Linked DNA regions of Homo sapiens: region 2 is linked to region 1. A link is a loop called in an ENCODE intact Hi-C map of the cell type or tissue named here. Cell type or tissue: K562. All regions are shown on one strand.

The links. A loop is a pair of places that touch in the nucleus more often than their neighbours do. Peaks named below come from ENCODE experiments on the same cell type or tissue, not always from the same donor. Only the 100,000 strongest peaks of a DNase experiment are listed, where the experiment ranks them.
Region 2: it touches region 1 in a loop (8-fold over the local background); 6 of 110 quality-filtered maps call a loop at or near these places.

The regions. Positions count from the first base shown.
Region 1 is chr16:10,359,767-10,364,766 of GRCh38, forward strand. No RefSeq gene overlaps it. Among named protein-coding and RNA genes, the nearest start is that of ATF7IP2, 24 kb to the right of the region's middle. In K562, no CTCF peak of the experiment used is centred here; a DNase peak (open chromatin) is centred at 2,775.
Region 2 is chr16:10,498,408-10,503,407 of GRCh38, forward strand. No RefSeq gene overlaps it. Among named protein-coding and RNA genes, the nearest start is that of LINC01290, 27 kb to the right of the region's middle. In K562, a CTCF peak has its summit at 2,773; a DNase peak (open chromatin) is centred at 2,814.

The DNA.
Region 1 (5,000 bases):
GTATTTTTGATACCAAAAAGTAAAAAAGAAGCCAGGCACAGTGGGGAGTGCCTGTAATCCCAGCTACATGGGAGGTTGAGGGAGAATCGCTTGAGCCCCAGAGTTGGAGACTGCAGTGAGCTATGATTGCACCACTGTGCTCTGGATGACAGAGATCCCAACTCTTAAAAAAAAAAGAAAAGAAGTTATGCTGAAGAAAAGAACAATAATTTTAAAATACAGTACTGCATAATCCCACTTAGAATAAATTCTAAAACAAGGCAACTAATACATTTTAATTGAAAGAAGATGAGTTTTATGGGGTTGGTGATCAGTGGTTGGGGGATGATTGCAAAGGGCATAAGGGAATGTGGGGATGGTGATGGAAGTTCATCTTTGGTATGACAATGTCTATACTTCTCCAAACTCATTGTACACTTAAAATATGTGCCTTTTGCTTTATGTAATTTTTACATCCATAAAGTTGACTTCATTAAAAAAGAAAAAAATTTTGGAATGACTCAAACTTGAACTCATATGATGGAAACAAATATCGAAGCAAAGTCTCACTTTAGTAAAATATTTGAAATAATCTAAGCAGAAACGGACCTCAGATACAGAGCCTACTTCTGATGTAAGCATCTTGGAGACTAGCCTTTGATCCCTTCAAGTAAATGGCCAGGAATATGCTGAGTTTGTTTGTGCTGGCTACTAGACTGATGAGCATCAAGTCATGTCAACGTTTCCCATCAACACACTGCAGACGGGAGACTGATAACAAGCATATAGTAAACAGGCAGATAGATAACCTAAGTCTATTCCCTCCAGGGAGGGACCATAAATATGCAAAATCTCTCCGAAATCTGGAGGGGTGATATGGTTTGCCTCTGTGTCCCCACTCAAATCTCTTCTGAAATTGTAATCCCCACGTGTCAAGAGAGGGATCCGGTGGGAGGTGATTGGATTGTGGGGACGGTTTCCCCCATGCCGTTCTTATGATAGAGAATTCTCATGAGATCTGATGCTTTAAAAGTGGCAGTTTCGGCCAGGCGCAGTGGCTCACACCTGTAATCCCAGCACTTTGGGAGGCTAAGGTGGGCAGATCACAAGATCAGGAGATCGAGACCATCCTGGCTAACAAGGTGAAACACCGTCTCTACTAAAAATACAAAAAATTAGCTGGGCACGGTGGCACGTGCCTGTAGTCCCAGCTACTCGGGAAGCTGAGGCAGGAGAATCCTTTGAACCTAGGGGGCGGAGGTTGCAGTGAACCAAGATAGCACCACTGCACTCCAGCCTGGGTGACAGAGCGAGACTCCATCTCAAACAAAACAAACAAACAAAAAATGTGGCAGTTTCCCCTGCACTCGCTCTCTTTCCTGACACCATGTAAGAGGTGCCTTGCTTCCCCTTCACCTTCCGCCATGATTGTACATTTCCCAAACCCTTCCAGACATGCAGAACTATAAGTCAATTAAACCTCCTTTCTTTATAAATTACCCAGTCTCAGGTAGTATATTCATAGCAGTGTGAGAATGGACTAATACAAGGGGGAAAAGCAGTGTTCTCCTGCTGGACTCATCACTCCACTTGGGCCTTATGTTTGGTACTGATACAATTGTCACAGTTTCCTTATTGGACACAGGAGGGTAGGTAAGGCAGAGTAGAGTTTTTTTGTTTTTTTGTTTTTTTGTTTTTTGAGACAGTTTCACTCTTGTCACCCAGGCTGGAGTGCAATGACACGATCTCGGCTCACTGCAACCTCTGCTTCCCGAGTTCAAACGATTCTCCTGCTTCAGCCTTCTGAGTAGCTGGGATTACAGGCACCTGCCACCATGCCCAGCTAATTTTTGTGTTTTTAGTACAGAGAGGGTTTCACCATGTTGGCCAGGCTGGTCTCGAACTACTGACTTCAGGTGATCCACCTGCCTTGGCCTCCCAAATTGCTGGGATTACAGGCATGAGCCACCATGCCTGGCACAGAGTAGAGTTTTATTAAGCAACAGAAAGTTCTCAGTAAAGACAGGGGTCCTGAAAGTGGGTTGCCACCAACAAGGTCAGCCCCAGGGTGTTTTGTTTTGTTTTGTTTTGTTTTTTGAGATGGAGTCTTGCTCTGTTGCCCAGGCTGGAGTGCAATGTCACGATCTCGGCTCATTGCAACCTCCGTCTCCCAGGTTCAAGCGATTATCCTGCCTCAGCCTCCCAAGTAGCTGTGATTACAGACATGCACCACCACGCCTGGCTAATTTTTGTATTTTTGATAGAGACGGGATTTCACCATGTTGGCCAGGCTGGTCTCGAACTCCCGACCTCAAGCAATCTGCCTGCCTCAGCCTCACAAAGTGCTGGAATTACAGGTGTGAGCCACCATGCCCAGCCTTCCCAGGGGCTTGTATCCTTCCTTTCTAGGGGTGTTTTTCTCATTTGCATCGTACACAAACCTCTGCTTCCTGGCTGCTTCCTGGTCCCAGTTGTTAGTGCGCAGGTGCGTTCTTCTCTATAGTTACTCCATGTTAGTTATTAGCCATAAGCACCACAGAAAAGCCCACTGAGGGGGGGTAAAACTGCACTGCAGATGTCATATTAATGATATTATAATGAGCTTGGGTCAGGTTAAGGACATTTAGTTGATTTATTGTGCCTGTGTCTAAGTCGGGACAAACATCCTTTTGAGCAAAAATTCTAGTAAAAGAGGAAGTTCTTAACCACATTTCCATCTGCTAGCTGTATAACAGGGGTGGTTGCGGGTGCATTCCTGTAGGCATTATCTTTCTTCTGAGGTCCTCCGCCTCTTATCTGCCTAACCAGCCCCTGTCTCCTCTCTCACAGTCATGTGGGGAGTCCAGGGAGCTAGGAACATTGTACCTTTACCCATTTGCGTAATTTTCACTCTGTAAATATTTCCATAAACTATGTTATCAAAGACATAGTCTGCAACACCATCTGTGGTGAGGCACCTTTCTTTTTTTTTATTTTCTTTTTTCTGTTTTTGTTTTTTTTTTTTTTTGGGACAGAGTCTCCCTCTGTCACCCAGACTGGAGTGCAATGGCTCGATCTCAGCTCACTGCAACCTCTGCCCCACACCCCAGGTTTAAGCGATTCTCCTGCCTCAGCCTCTCGAGTAGCTGGTATTATAGGCTCCCACCACCATGCCTGACTAATTTTTGTATTTTTAGTAGAGACAGGGTTTCACTACATTGGCCAGGCTGGTCTCAAACTTCTGACCCCAGGTGATCTGCCCACCTCGGCCTCCCAAAGTACTGGGATTACAGTCATGAGCCACTGTGCCCAGCCGAGGCGCCTTTCTTTTAACCACATCACTGTGCCTAGCTCTGATACCCATTGATGTGAATTCCCCAAAAGTAAAGCTTTAACAAGAATGGAGTAATTTTATAGTTCACAGTCTGAATGCATTCTAAGAGTATATAATCTTGTTCTATTTAGTTATGTCAACCTGAAATAATTGAAAGGCTTAAAATCCAGTTTTAAAGAGTTTATTCAAGTGAAAAGCTGGGAATGGCTTTTCACTTGAATAAACCTTTCTCACACAAAGACTTCACAGCTATCACAATGTCTAAGATGGAATGTTAAATATACTCTTTTAAATTGGAAAGGAGGCCAAGTATGGTGGCTCATGCCTGTAATCCCAGCACTTTGGGAGGCCAAGCTGGGTGGATCACCTGAGGTCAGGAGTTCAAGACAAGCTTGACCAATATGGTGAAACCCCGTCTCTACTAAAAATATAAAAATTAGCCAAACGTGGTAGCATGCCCCTGTAATCCCAACTACTTAGGAGGCTGAGGCAGGAGAATTGCTTGAACCCGGAAGGTGGAGGTTGCAGTGAGCCGAGATCCCGCCACTGCACTCTACCCTGGGCGACATCTTGAGGAAAAAAAAAAAAAACATGGAAAGGAAACAGTCCCCCAAAGTCTTACCTCATTCTAGTATTAGCCCAAAAGTGTGACTCCAAAGTCTCATCAGAGACAAGGCAAGTCCCTTCTGCCTAGGAGCCTGTAAAATACAAAGCAAGTTAGTTATTTCCAAGATGCAATGGGGGTACAGGCATTCGTTAATTGTTCCCATTCCAAATGGGAGAAATTGGCCAAAATAAAAGGGCTGCAGGCCCCATGAAAGTCTAAAACCCAAGAGGGCAGTCATTTTCTTGTCTGGAGACATGAGCACTAGAGAAAATGGAATCAGTGTACTCAAGTTAAAAGCTAAGTTCTTGCTCACATACACAGAAAACAAAGGAAATTAACAGGATTATGTTTTCTTTTCTTTTTATTTTTTTTTGAGATGGAGTTTTTTGCTCTTGTCGCCCAGGCTGGAGTGCAAAAGCATGATCTCAGCTCACTGCAACCTTCACCTCCCAGATTCAAGGAGTAGCTGGGATTACAGGTGCCCATGACCATGCCTGACTAATTTTTGTATTTTTAGTAGAGACGGGATTTCACCATGTTGGCCAGGCTGGTCTCGAACTCCTGACCTCATGATCTGCCCGTCTCAGCCTCCCAAAGTGCTGGGATTACAGGAGTGAGCCACCAAGCCTGGTCTGAGGATTATAAAGTTTTCTATACAAGACTAATTTAACAATTTAATCTGTTAGAGATTGTATTCCTTTTTTTTTTTTTTTTTTTTTTTTTTAAGATAGAGTTTCAACCTTGTTGCCCAGGCTAGAGTGCAGTGGCGTGATCTCAGCTCACCGCAACCTCCACCTCCTGGGTTCAAGCAATTCTCCTGCCTCAGCTTCCTGAGCAGCTGGGATCACAGGCGTGTGCCACAACACCCGGCTAATTTTTGTATTTTTAGTAAAGATGGGGTTTCTCCATGTTGGTCAGGCTGGTCTCCCAACTCCTGACCTCAGGTGATCTGCCCGCCTCAGCTTCCCAAAGTGTTGGGATTACAGGCATGAGCCACCGCCCCTGGCCACTACAGTTTGTAATCTTGACCTTAGGGTTTGTTTTCTTACAGCTGGTGTTCATTTCCTTTCCAATTTATTTATTTATTGAGATGGAGTTTCT
Region 2 (5,000 bases), 140 kb after region 1:
ATATAATAAAAATAAATAAAAGATATATATTATATAACATATATCATTTATTTTACATAGCACTTATTATATATCACTTATGTATTTTATATATAATAAAAATAAATAAAATATATAATTATATATCTCTTATTTTATTTATAAAAATAGAAGATATATAACTATACATAATATATAAAGATATATATCATTGAATTATATATATAATATATATTATCTATTTTATATATATATAATTTATATATATATAATTATATATAATATATATTATATATATTATATATATATTATAAATATATATTACATTATAAATATATTATATATTATAAATATATATTATAAATATATTATATATTATAAATATATATTATAAATATATTATATATTATAAATATATATTATAAATATATTATATATTATAAATATATATTATAAATATATATTATAAATATATATTATAAATATATTATATATTATAAATATATATTATAAATATATATTATAAATATATTATATATTATAAATATATATTATAAATATATATTTATAATATATATTATAAATATATATTATAAATATATATTATAAATATATATTATAAATATATATTATAAATATATATTATAAATATATTATAAATATATATTATAAATATATATTATAAATATATTATATATTATAAATATATATTATAAATATATTATATATTATAAATATATATTATAAATATATTATATATTATAAATATATATTATAAATATATTATATATTATAAATATATATTATAAATATATTATATATTATAAATATATATTATAAATATATTATATATTATAAATATATATTATAAATATATTATATATTATAAATATATATTATAAATATATTATATATAAATATATATTATAAATATATTATATATAAATATATATTATATATTATAAATATATTATATATAAATATATATTATATATTATAAATATATTATATATAAATATATATTATATATTATAAATATATTATATATAAATATATATTATATATTATAAATATATTATATATAAATATATATTATATATTATAAATATATTATATATAAATATATATTATATATTATAAATATATTATATATAAATATATATTATATATTATAAATATATTATATATAAATATATATTATATATTATAAATATATTATATATAAATATATATTATATATTATAAATATATTATATATAAATATATATTATATATTATAAATATATTATATATAAATATATATTATATATTATAAATATATTATATATAAATATATATTATATATTATAAATATATTATATATAAATATATATTATATATTATATTATTATTCTATATGTTGGGATTTTTATATAATATATAATAGATAACACATATATATATTATATATGTTGGGATTTTTATATATTATATATAATAAAGATATATATCTGTTATTTATTTTTATATATAAAAATAAATGATATATATATTTATCTCCAGGACTACTTCTGAGTGATTTGCCATCTTCTGTTGATATATAATATATGTAATGTTATATTTTTATATAATATAAAGATATATATAAATTAAATATATATATATATTTTATTTATTTGTTTTTGAGACAGGGTGTCTCACTCTGTTGCCCCGGCTGGAGTGCAGTGGTACAATCTTGGCTCACTGTAGCTTTGACCTCCCAGGCTCAAGGAAACCTTTCACCCGCCAAGTAGCTGGAATTACAGGTGCGCACCACCGTGCCCAGCTAATTTTTATATTTTTTGTAGAGATGCGGTTTCACCATGTTGGCCAGGCTGATCTTGAACTCCTGAGCTCAAGCAATCCACCTGCCTCGGACTCTTAATTTTCTGGGATGACAGATGTGCTTGGCCTCTCTCTCTTTTTTTTTTTTTTTTGTTTTGAGACAGAGTCTCGCTCTGTTGCCCAGGCTGGAGTGCAGTGGCACGATCTCAGCTCACTTCAAGCTCCACCTCCCAGGTTCATGCCATTCTCCTGCCTCAGCCTCCCAAATAGCTGGGACTACAGGTGCCTGCCACCATGCCCAGCTAATTTCTTTGCATTTTTAGTAGAGACGGGATTTCACCGTGTTAGCCAGGATCTCCTGACCTTGTGATCCGCCCACCTCAGCCTCCCAAAGTGCTAGGATTACAGGCGTGAGCCACCGCACCCAGCAGCCTCTTCTCAAAAAAATCACAATATGTGAACATATTCCCAATAGAAAATTATTTTATAAATATAGCACTTAAAAAAAAATCAAAAGTCTCATTTTAGCACCAGTCACTCCCAACTCAGACTTTCCATGGCAGGCCAGGTCTCATTAACATAGGCCTCCATAACTGTCTCAGCACTGACTGAGTGGTTAAAAGCTGAGAGAGCCAGTGCCCTTATTCAAAGGCTGGAATGTAACAAAAGTCCACCAAGAGTTTTGCCTAGGCTTTTCCTGGGCCTTATAAAGCATGACAAGATAACGAAGGAATTCTTAATGGGACCTGTTTAGGATTAAACAAGTTTCATTGGGGGTCTGAAAAAACTCCCCAGGCCTCCAATGAAGAAGTTTATTGGGGGTCCTGTTAGAGCAGTGGGAGAGAAGAGAAGGAAGACGAAACAAGAGAGTGGCTCAAACACTTGAGACTGGTTTATTGAGAGTAAACCTGAGAAGGGCTTCTGGCTGGCAGGATCAGGAGCAAACTTCTCTTACAGCCTGAGGCATTTAAAAAGGGCCCAGTGGGGGCAGTGTGCTCTGGGTGTGGTTCCTATGGGGGAGGGGTTAGGGGAGTGCTGGCTGGTTGGGACTGCTGGGGACTTTGATAAGCTTGCTTAGGGTTGTTATGCTCTGTTGAAGATATAGGTGGGGCTGACTTTTGCAGTTTGGTCAGGTGGCAATGGACAGTTCTGAGAAATGGAAACTTGATAGTTTAAGGTGGTGGAGTCTTGTTAAGATGGTGGTACTCTTGTCCCATCAGGTCTGAAGGAATTCCCCAAACCTCCATGATTTAGCAGGAGACAAGATAAGGGTAATCACCCCAGCACCTGGAGCCATTTAGATTAAGTAAATTTATAGAGGAAGGTCTTCAGGATTGAGACCTTAGTTATAGATTAAAAGAAGTTAGCTGGGTGCGGTGGCTCAAGCCTGTAATCCCAGCACTTTGGGAGGCTGAGGTGGGTGCATTACCTGAGTTCAGGAGTTGGAGACCAGCCTGGCCAACATGGTGAAACCCTGTCTCTACTAAAAATGCAAAAATTAGCCGGGCATGGTGGCACGTGCCTGTAATCACAGCTGCTTGGGTGGCTGAGGCAGGAAAATCACTTGAACCTAGGAGGCAGAGGTTGCAGTGAGCCAAGATAGCGCTCCTGTACTCCAGCCTGGGTGACAGAGCAAGACTCTGTCTCAAAAAAAAAAAAAAGAAAAAAGAAAAAAAGTTAATCACTTATGTCTTCAGATGAATGTAGACTTACATGTAGACATATAGGTTAGAAGGTATATAAGCACTGGAAAACTTTCTAATTTTGAGTTAGTCTGGTGATATTTTCCAGGTCTTCTCCCTGTAACCAGTTACCCAAATAAAAATTCCCTCCTTTCCCAGTTCATCTGCATGTTGTTATTGGGCCACTGGAATAAGCAGCCCGACCCTCAGTTTGGTCTGGGAACATTTCTGCTGAGGAGGCAACTACTCTTACCAGTTGGGTATATTTTCTTCCAGGCTTTTCAGGGCAGTTATCGGTGTAGAATCCTGACAGATTGCTCTCAAGGCTTCACCACTCCACACTTCCAACAGAGAATGGCGTGTGCCTTCCCCATCACTGGTTTTTTATTGTCAATAAAGTGAGGCAAAATTTTAAATCTGATGAAATTCTGTGTCTGTGTCAGAGATGTATGAAACAGAGCAACCCCATCTTGAACAGGGGCTGGGTAAAATGAGACTGAGACCTACTGGGCTGCATTCCCAGGAGGTTAAGGCACTCTTAGTCACAGGATGAGATAGGTCAGCACAAGATACAGGTCACAAAGACCTGGCTGTTAAAACAGCATGCACTAGGGCCAGGCGCGGTGGCTCACACCTGTAATCCCAGCACTTCTGGAGGCCGAGGCGGGCGGATCACGACGTCAGAGGATCGAGACCATCCTGGCTAACACGGTGAAACCCCGTCTCTACTAAAAATACAAAATATTAGCCGGGCGAGGTGGCGGGCGCCTGTAGTCCCAGCTACTCGGGAGGCTGAGGCAGGAGAATGGCGTGAACCCAGAGGGGCAGAGCCTGCAGTGAGCCGAGATCGCGCCACAGCACTCCAGCCTGGGCGAGAGCGAGACTTGGTCTCCAAAAAAAGAAAAAAAAAAAAACAAAAACAAAAAGCAGCATGCGTTAAAGAAGCTGGCCAAAACCCCACCAGAAACAAGAGGACCACGAAAGTGGCCTCTGGTCACCCTCATCACTCATTATACGCTAATTATAACACATTAGCATGCTAAAAGACACTCCACCAACACCGTGACAGTTTACAAATGCCATGGCAACGCCAAGGAATTACCCTATATGGTCTAAAAGGGGAAGGAACCCTCAGTTTCAGGAATTCCCAGAAAACTCATGAATAATCTACCCCTTGTTTAGCATATAATTGAGAAATAACTGTAAGTATTCCCATTTGACCAACCCATGCCACTGCTCTGCCTATGGAGTAGTCTTTTTTTTTTTTTTTTTAAATTGAGACAGAGTCTCGCTCTGTCACCCAGGCTGGAGTGCGGGGGTGTGATCTCAGCTCACTGAAACCTCTGCCTCCCGGGTTCAAGCAATTCTTCTGTCTCAGCCTCCCGAGTAGCTGGGACTACAGGTGCCTGCCACCATGCCTGGCTAATTTTTGTATTTTTAGTAGAGATGGGGTTTCACCATATTGGCCAGGCTGGTCTCAACCTCCTCACCTTGTGATCCACCGGCCTCGGCCTCCTAAAGTGCTGGGATTACAGG